2 separate regions of the Homo sapiens genome follow, and region 2 is linked to region 1. A link is an interaction called in ENCODE POLR2A ChIA-PET data of the cell type or tissue named here. Cell type or tissue: IMR-90. All regions are shown on one strand. Each heading gives the region's core, and the rest is flanking DNA. Links, peaks and the distances in the headings are about the cores only.

Evidence for each region. ChIA-PET counts read pairs that join two places held together with the same protein. Peaks named below come from ENCODE experiments on the same cell type or tissue, not always from the same donor. Only the 100,000 strongest peaks of a DNase experiment are listed, where the experiment ranks them.
Region 2: POLR2A ChIA-PET joins it to region 1 with 5 read pairs; 1 of 35 experiments calls an interaction of 5 or more read pairs at or near these places.

What each region holds. Positions count from the first base shown.
Region 1 is chr10:96,846,139-96,850,532 of GRCh38, reverse strand. All of the region lies in intron 2 of LCOR (ligand dependent nuclear receptor corepressor), which reads right to left. Among named protein-coding and RNA genes, the nearest start is that of LCOR, 16 kb to the right of the region's middle. In IMR-90, for the core only: no CTCF peak of the experiment used is centred there; a DNase peak (open chromatin) is centred at 2,272; H3K27ac peaks cover 403 bases.
Region 2 is chr10:95,710,407-95,714,800 of GRCh38, reverse strand. It overlaps a transcript of ENTPD1 not described here. Among named protein-coding and RNA genes, the nearest start is that of TCTN3, 19 kb to the right of the region's middle. In IMR-90, for the core only: no CTCF peak of the experiment used is centred there; no DNase peak of the experiment used is centred there; H3K27ac peaks cover 163 bases.

The sequences.
Region 1 (4,394 bases), core at 194-4,193:
CTGGGTGACAGAGATGCTGTCTCAAAAAAATAAATAAATAAAAAATAATAATTTAATGCCATATCTCTTCTTAAATTTCTGCAACCAGCCTGTTGAACATTCACAGTTCACTTCAATTTTCAGTTCATCATGCTTGATCTTTCTTTTTAAATATGGGGTCTCACTATGTTGTCCAGACCAGTACTGAACTCTTGGGCTCACATGATCCTCCCACCTCAGCCTCCCAAAGTGCGAAGATTACAGGCGTGAGCCACTGCGCCCGGCCTTGATCTTTCCGCTTCATGACAAGCATACCAGTAAGTGGCATGTGTTCACTGTGATGCTGATGGATCTACTCTTTCAAGATCTAATCAAGGTCATTTTCAGCTTCATGCAGTGCTTTTCTATTTTTTACTAACTTCTGCCCATCACTTTCAACCTAGAACTTTAATAATTTATCCTACTGTATTTTTCAGGTCATATATACAGTGGTCATTCCAACAACATACTCTTCTGTAAGACATTTCAGACATCACTGTCAGTTTTTCCAACAGCTTGACTTTCTTTGCTAGTAATGCTTTCCCTTTTTCTTATTTGTTTTACCCACAGGGATATCTGCAGGACTTTCTGACAATTCCAACAATATCTTCACGTCAGAGAGCAGAGAATAAGCAAAAAAAAAAAAAAAAAAAAAAGTGAGTGACACACAGAGGTCTTGGTCCCATCATGGGGCATCATGGGGATCCTGCCACTGACACATCTGGTCTGCACACATGCCATCTTATTACGCTTTGAGGGCACACTTGCTTGGGGCAATCTGGGCATATATAGAAAAGATGTATCTCAGCTGAAAAGCACCGGGAGGATGTTTTTTCCCTTTGGGGACACTGAATAAACTGTATGTTGTGCACCTGCATTTTGACTCCAACCCATCACATAAGGTCGAGTGTAATTATCCACTTATGGTGTTACTTCGGTGTTCAAAAAGTTTCAGATTTTGGAGCGTTTCAAATTTGGGATTTTCAGATTAAAGACGCTCAACCTGGCTGGGCGTGGTGGCTCGCGGCTGCAATCACAGCACTTCGGGAGGCCGAGGCGGGCCAATCACCTGAGGTCAGGAGTTCAAGACCAGCCTGGGTGACATGGCAAAAACCCTGTCTCTACTAAAAATACAAAAATTAGGCCGGACGCAGTGGCTCACGCCTGTAATCCCAGCATTTTGGGAAGCCAAGGTGGGTGGATCACGAGATCAGGAGATCGAGACCATCCTGGCTAACACAGTGAAACCCTGTCTCTACTAAAAATACAAAAATTAGCCAGGTGTGGTGGTGCACACCTGTAAGTCCCAGCTGCTAAGGAGGCTGAGGCAGGAGAATCACTTGAAGCCAGGAAACGGAGGTTGCAGTAAGCTGAGATTGTGCCACTGCACTCCAGCCTCGGCTATAGAGGGAGACTCCGTCTCAAAAAAAAAAAAAAAAAAAAAAAAAAAAAAGACAATTAGCCAGGTGACAGAGAGGATCTGTCTCAAAAAAAAAAAAAAAACATTTTCAACTCATATACACTTATTTTTAAAAATTAATTCAGTTTCTTGATAGTTTCAAAAACATAGATCTATTTATTTTATATGCACAAAAACAAGGAAAAAGTATAAAGAAAAGATAGAAATATATTAAATGAGGAAGAAAGGTGAATGAAAAACTGTTATCATCCAAAAAAGCTAACCATTCCTGAAAGAATATTCCTGGCAGAATCCTAGCCTGTGTTTTTGAACAAAATAACTGAACATCCTGTATAATAATCTTCAGATGCAATAATCTGAAGATCCTCAGATTCTGCCATCTGAGAACATCCTTTCAGCATCCAGTTTTTATTTTTTGTTGTTTTGTTTTGTTTTTGAGATGGAGTTTCACTCTTGTTGCCCAGACTGGAGTGCAATGGCGCGATCTCAGCTCACTGCAACCTCCGCCTCCCAGGTTCAAGTGATTCTCCCACCTCAGCCTCCTGAGTAGCTGGGATTACAGATGCCCGCCACCACAACCGGCTAATTTTTGTATTTTTAGTAGAGACAGAGTTTCACCATGTTGGTCAGGCTGGTCTCCAACTCCTGACCTCAAGTGATCCACCTGCCTCGGCCTCCCAAAGTGTTGGGATTACAGGCGTGAGCCACCATGCCCAGCCCAGCATCCGGTTTTTAAAGTGTGGTTATTTTAAAATCTAAAATCAAAATATAACAGTAACAGTTATCACTATGTCATTGCTTATACTTCTGTTCCTGAGTCACAGAAACTACAGATTGGCAGCAGCATGATATAACAAGAGAATTTTCCTGTTTCTTAACACAGCTTATATTCTTAACATTCTTTCCTAGTTGTAACTGGATATATATTCACATTCCTCAAAATAGTTGATTTGATCTGGATCATTTCTTAAAAAATATCTGACAAAATACAGGCTGACTTAGGTATAGTAATTACTAAGAGCATTCTTACCTAAACAACTTCATATGGTTTTAAGAAATAATTTATACTGAGTAATATCTGAGAAGTAACATACAAACACTTTTCAACCATTTAACAAAAACAAACCTGCCACTTTTTCCAAAATAAAGTTTAAGTCCTCAGGAAAAGGGGGGAAAAAAGGCAAAAACCGGGTCTTCAATCCTCTGCTATCTTGCCCATGCCACAGTGTCAGTTTCTTTCTTTTTACGTTAACTACAGAACACTCTTCTCCATTAATTTACATTCTCTTGCTTTTAAAAGATCAAAGTTTGTAGGTAATTCAATCTTTTTAATAGTTTTAGTACTTTTGACCAGGCTGGGAGGGGTGGTTCACGCCTGTAATCCCACCACTTTGGGAGGCCAAGGTAGGCAGATCACCTGAGGTCGGGAGTTAAGAGAACAGCCTGACCAACATGGAGAAACCCTGTCTCTACTAAAAATACAAAATTAGCCAGGCGTGGTGGCACACGCTTGTAATCGCAGCTACTCGGGAGTCTGACGCAGGAGAATTGCTTAACCTGGGAGGCGGAGGATGCGGTGAGCCGAGATCGTGCCATTGCACTCCAGCCTGGGCAACATTAAGAGCAAAACTCTGTCTCAAAAAATAAATAAATAAGTAAGTAAATAAATAAATAAATAAATAAATAAAATACTCTTGACCAAATAACTCATTCAGGACTGTTACCGTGTGCTTTTTTTTTTTTTTTTGAAAAATTAAGTCACACATAAATTTCTATTATAGCTTCTGGTAACTCCTTCCTAAAAGTCTTCTCAGCTAATGTGGAAAATTCTAGCTTCTCTTTTCATTTTTTGAGACAGGGACTGGCTCAGTCACCCAGACTGGAGTGCTGCGGCATGATCATGGCTCACTGCAGGCTTGACCTCCCAGGCTCCAGCAATCCTCTCATGTCAGCCTCCCAGGTAGCTGGGACCAACAGGCTCGCAATACCGCATGTGACTAATTTTTGTATTTTTTGTAGAGACGGGGTTTCACCATGCAGCACAGGCTGGTCTTGAACTCCTGGGCTCCAGCAATCCTCCCACCTCGGTCTCCCAAAGTGCTGGAGCCACTGCCCCCAGCCTGATTTCTCTTTTCTATCTTTACTCCATTTATCCACTTACATACCTTTACCTTTCACCAATAAAATGTACTAATCTTTGATATGGATATGTTACATAAAGTTAAGCAGAAGTTCTTCTCCTAAGGAGAAGGGGACCAAAGGGAAGGTTCTCTTTTAGATAAGATTGTACATTTGCAGCCATAAGCCATGGGTCTTTTTGAAACTGTTTTCAGTAGATGTATGGGGGTTTCTCAGTATATGTCTATTTATTTTAACATGCCAGAATCTATTTTAATAAAAACTATACAATGAAAAGCTATACACAGTAAATATATACGCAAATAAAAACTGGTTATACAAGTCTCACAAAGGAAATAGCTTTATCACTTTACTCATACCTGTTTGCTTTATTTTGATTTGTTTTGTTTTAAGAAGCCAGTACAGACAGGCACAGTGGCTCATGCCTGTAATCACAGCATTTTGGGAAGGCTGGGATGGGAGGATCACTTGAGCCCAAGAGTTTAAGACTAGCCTGGGCAACATAGGGACACCCCATCTCTAGAAGAAAAAAAAAATTAGCCAGGCATGGTGGTACACACCTGTGGTCCCAGCCTCAGGAGGCTCAGGTGGGAGGATTGCTTGAGCCTGGTAGGCTAAAACTGCAGTGAGCCTAGAATGCACAACTGTACTCCAGCCTGAGTGACAGAGCAAGACCCTGTCTTAATTTAAAAAAAGAAAAAAAAAAACTTAAAGCCAGTACAACAAAATTCCAGTTTTGTTTTTGTTTTGAGATAGAGTCTTGCTGTGTAGTCCAGGCTGGAGTGCAGTGGTGCAATCTCGGCTCACTGCAACCTCC
Region 2 (4,394 bases), core at 292-4,291, 1.1 Mb after region 1:
AACACTGCATATTCTAAAAAAAAAAAATTTTTGAAATTCTGTTTGAAAAACAAATAAATGATAAATATATTCCTTCCATGAAGTAAAGTAATGCACAAATGAATAAATAAATGATAGCATTTGTGCAAAGATTAAGAGGTTGTAAACTTATTTAGTTTCATCTCTGTTTGGTATAATACATAATATCATAAAGTGTTATAAGCTATTCTATTTTTCAACATAATCTTAAACTCAGGAAAAAATTAGCTTCTTTACTGCTAGACTGCAAGTTGGCAACAAACACATGGTTTGGTAGACAAAATAATACATTTATTAAGGCACTATGCCTCCAAAAGAGAACAGTGGTTAGTTACAATCCAAAACTGAGACCTGAAAAGAAGTAATGTATTACTAATTAAATAAGAAAAATAACTGGTAAATTAAGTTTTCAAACTTTAACGTTTATTTATTTATTTATTTATGTAAATTTTATTTTTATTCCTTTTTCGAGACAGGGTCTCATTCTATTGCCCAAGCTGCAGTAGTAGTGGTGCAATCATATAGTTCACTGCAGCCTCGTCCTCCCAGGCTCAAGGGATTCTCCCACCTCAGCCTCCCAAGTAGCCAGGACCACAGGCCCATGGCACCACATCCAGCTAATTTTTGTATTTTTTGTAGAGATGGGGTTTCACTATGTTGCCCAGGCTGGTCTTGAACTCCTGAGCTCAAGCAATCTGCCCACCTCTGCCTCCCAAAGTGCTGGGATTACAGGAGTGAGCCATCATGCCCAGGCCTCAAACTTTAACTTAAGAAAAATGTAGATGTCATTTCTGTGATAATGGTGACATTATTCTAGACTAAATAAATAAAATAGAGACTTACTACACTTTGAGCTGTACAAAAATTTGGACTTATGCCAAAATAGCTGTAACTATTTAAATTGATGAATGGATGGATGGCTATATGGATGGATATAAAAATAGTTGATAGATTTTTTTTCCTTTCTGCTGCTGCTTCATGGTAGAGCTAACCCACCCCTTGTCTCTCACTCCAGCTGCAGTGGATATCCTGTCTACCTTTTTTGTGGACATTTGTCCATCAATAACAAATGGGTACCCCAAAAGTCAAGAGTCACACAAATATTAAACCAAGTTTTATAAATGTTTGTGCTGTTGAGTTAAAGAGCTTACAAGTACTACAGGGACTGATTCTCTGACAAGGAATCAAACCCAGGCCACAGGTGTGAAAGCACAGAATCTTAGCCACTGCACCACAAGGTGGAATGCCTTATTTGTAAATCCCACAGGGAATTCAAAGCAGGCAGTTTGAGTGTACAAAGGATTTTAATTTTGTTTTGGGTTAGATTTTTGCATTTTAATTTTGTCAAGAGAATTTCTAAGCCAAGACACTATTGTGTCTTTCTTTATTTTGATTGTCCCATAAATACAAGTAAGACAATTGTTTAGAATGAGAGATCTCCAAAATCTTCTTTTTAAGAAAAAAAAATTAAAGTTCTTTCTAATTTAAAGGATCCATCTTTTGGCCACTGATGATTAGAATTTCCAATGGTTTACAAATTCCAGTAGTGACTCAACAATAAGCCTCTTCATGAAAAGTCCAGGAGATAATTTTCCAGGTTTAGAATAAGTTTTTACTATATAAACAAGAGGTGTTCCTTGAGAGCATATGGAGGAGACAGTCTCCATGATCCCCGAAAATTCACTGAGAAGTAGACTTAAGATAACAAAGACTCTTGCCGCCACAGCCTATTTTTTTTTTTTTTTTTTTAAGACAGAATCTCGCTCTGTCGCCCAGTCTGGAGTGCAGCGGCGCAATCTCTGCTCGCTGCAAGCTCCGCCTCCCGGGTTCACGCCATTCTCCTGCCTCAGCCTCCCGAGTAGTTGGGACTACAGGCGTCCGCCACCACACCCGGCTAATTTTTTGTATTTTTAGTAGAGATGGGGTTTCATCGTGTTAGCCAGGATGGTCTCGATCTCCTGACCTCATGATCTGCCCACCTTGGCCTCCCAAAGTGCTGGGATTACAGGCGGGAGCCACAGTGCCCAGCCCACCACAGACTATTAAGGCTGGTGTTTGTGCATATGGTGCCACTAGTAACCAACAAATTTGCCAGGGACCACCAGTCACAGACCCGTTAATCCACTGGCACCAGGTAGGCCCTCCTGGGATTAGAATTTTCCCAGCCTAACCAGGCAACAGGAGCCCCTTACAGATGGAACTTAAGACAAACTCCCCTGAGAGCTTGACATAGTTGGAACAAAAAGTATACCACTTAAAATCTTATGTGACCAGCCATTTTTAGACTGGTCACCTAATGTGACCTGAAAATCATGCTCCCTAAAATCGCAAGGACCAAGAGAAAATGCTCTCAAAAGTCAAGGTCTTATACGGACATGAAATAAGACAATAGGAGAACTTCATCTGGTTTTTATTTTGGGGACTACAGCAAAGTTTATAGACACAGGTCTAGTCAGAACCGCAAAACTGATCAGTCTGCAGTGCCAGCTCAAATAGAGAGTTTATGGGGGTTTAGGCCCATGTCCTACCCTATGGCATCCTTCTTTATGACACAACAACACGGAAAGACAAAGACTATTTCTGGAAGGAAAGGGACCGAACAATGTGAATATTCATACCAAAAAAGGACACCAGAGTCGCTACACCCAAAACTAGTCACACAAATCCTTTTTTCTCATTAATCAAGGTTTTGGAGATGAAAATGAGACAAACAGTGATTTTTACCATCGGCTCTACCAGATTCCACAGAGGGAGAGAGGCCGGGAGCCTGACTGGTAAGAATTTCTTACCCTTCTGCTGGCTTGTCAGGTCCTTGGTTCCCTTCATTGCAGCTTCCAGAAGAACAGAGCAGCTTTGGTATCCTGTTCACAGCACCAAAACTGGAGGGGCCAAGGAAAACTTCCCCTTTGCCCTCTGAAGTTTCACTGACAATCGCTGACAAAAAAGGCAGGTTAATAGGAGAAAAGGCATACAAATTTATTTGATCATAATTTTACACGTACACAGGAGACTGCAGAATGAAGACCTGAAGGGGAGGCTGGGCACAGTGTCACATGCCTGTGACCTCAGCACTTTGGGAGGCTGAGGAGGGAGTATGCCTTGGGGCCAAGAGTTTAAGGTCAGCCTTAGGAACAAAGCAAGATTCCATCTGTACAAAAAATTTTAAAATTAGCCAGGTATGCTGGGCCCAGGAGTTTGAGGCTGCATGAGCTGTGATTGTGCCACCGAGCTCCAGCTCGAGTGACAGTGTGAGACCCTGTCCCTAAAAAAAGTGAAAATAAATAAAATAAATAAAAGATATAGGGGAATTGTCCACTTTTATGCTTAGGTTCAACCAAGTATGAACAGCCATGTAGAAATATAACAGGATAAAAAAAGAGTGTGATCTAATGCTATAGACTGAGTGGGAGAAACTCAGCAATGCTGTCTATCTAGATTCTTCTTGACCTCTGTGCCTTCCTTCCTTCTGGATGTGGGACAGGACCCGCTCTGCAATGGGATTCAACAGTCTAAATGTGGGGTAGAAGCCTCTCCAGAATGGGTTTCAACAATCTGGAACAGTCAGACGAGGCAGGTCAGATCATTTCTTTATGGCCAGTTTTTATACAGAAAGGCTGGGAGAAAGAGAAAGTTAAAGTGATATTTTTAGGTTTTGTTGCTGGCTTCTATGACCCACCTGGGGGAAGAGGAATTCTAGTTTCCATTTCTCGGGGGAGAATGAGAGGCCAGAGACAGAAGGGCAAGAGAAAGTCCGAGAGGGCACCAGCACAGTAAAGATCCAGGGCAGTTCTGCTTCAGAGGCCTTCATTTGTGGCTACCATTTTCTGGGATCCTGGAATAGCCACAGCTATCTGCGAAAGAGGCTGGGCAATGTCATCTTTTGGCTATATTGTGCTCAGTAAAAAGTTGGGGCTCTGTTTATTTGAGAGAAGAGAGAACAAATGTATAGTCAGCAATAAACAGTTTCTGCCATAGAGTCAAAATTACACAGATTCAAAACTGGACAAAATGTGGGACTATAGACAGTCTCCAAGGGATGAAATGAGGAAGAAGAGCAAAGAAAAAAAGAAAAGGAGTAGAAACCCCTCTTCCCTTGTTATTAATACTACTTCCCTTGTTATTAATACTAAATGGCTAAAGAAAAATTTTTAAAAAGGTTTCAAAGTGAAAACATACTTCTTTCCTCTACAATGTATTCATTGTTTATTAATCTCTTAAAAAGCAAGGAGATGAATTCTGCCAGAGCTACTAAACATTTGTTTTCTACTAAACATGTAGACACCGTTTATTCAACTTACTTAGATAAATGCTTGTAAACAATAATTTAGATAAATTACATAGTTATTTTAATCATGAGTATCATTAAAAAAAATTTT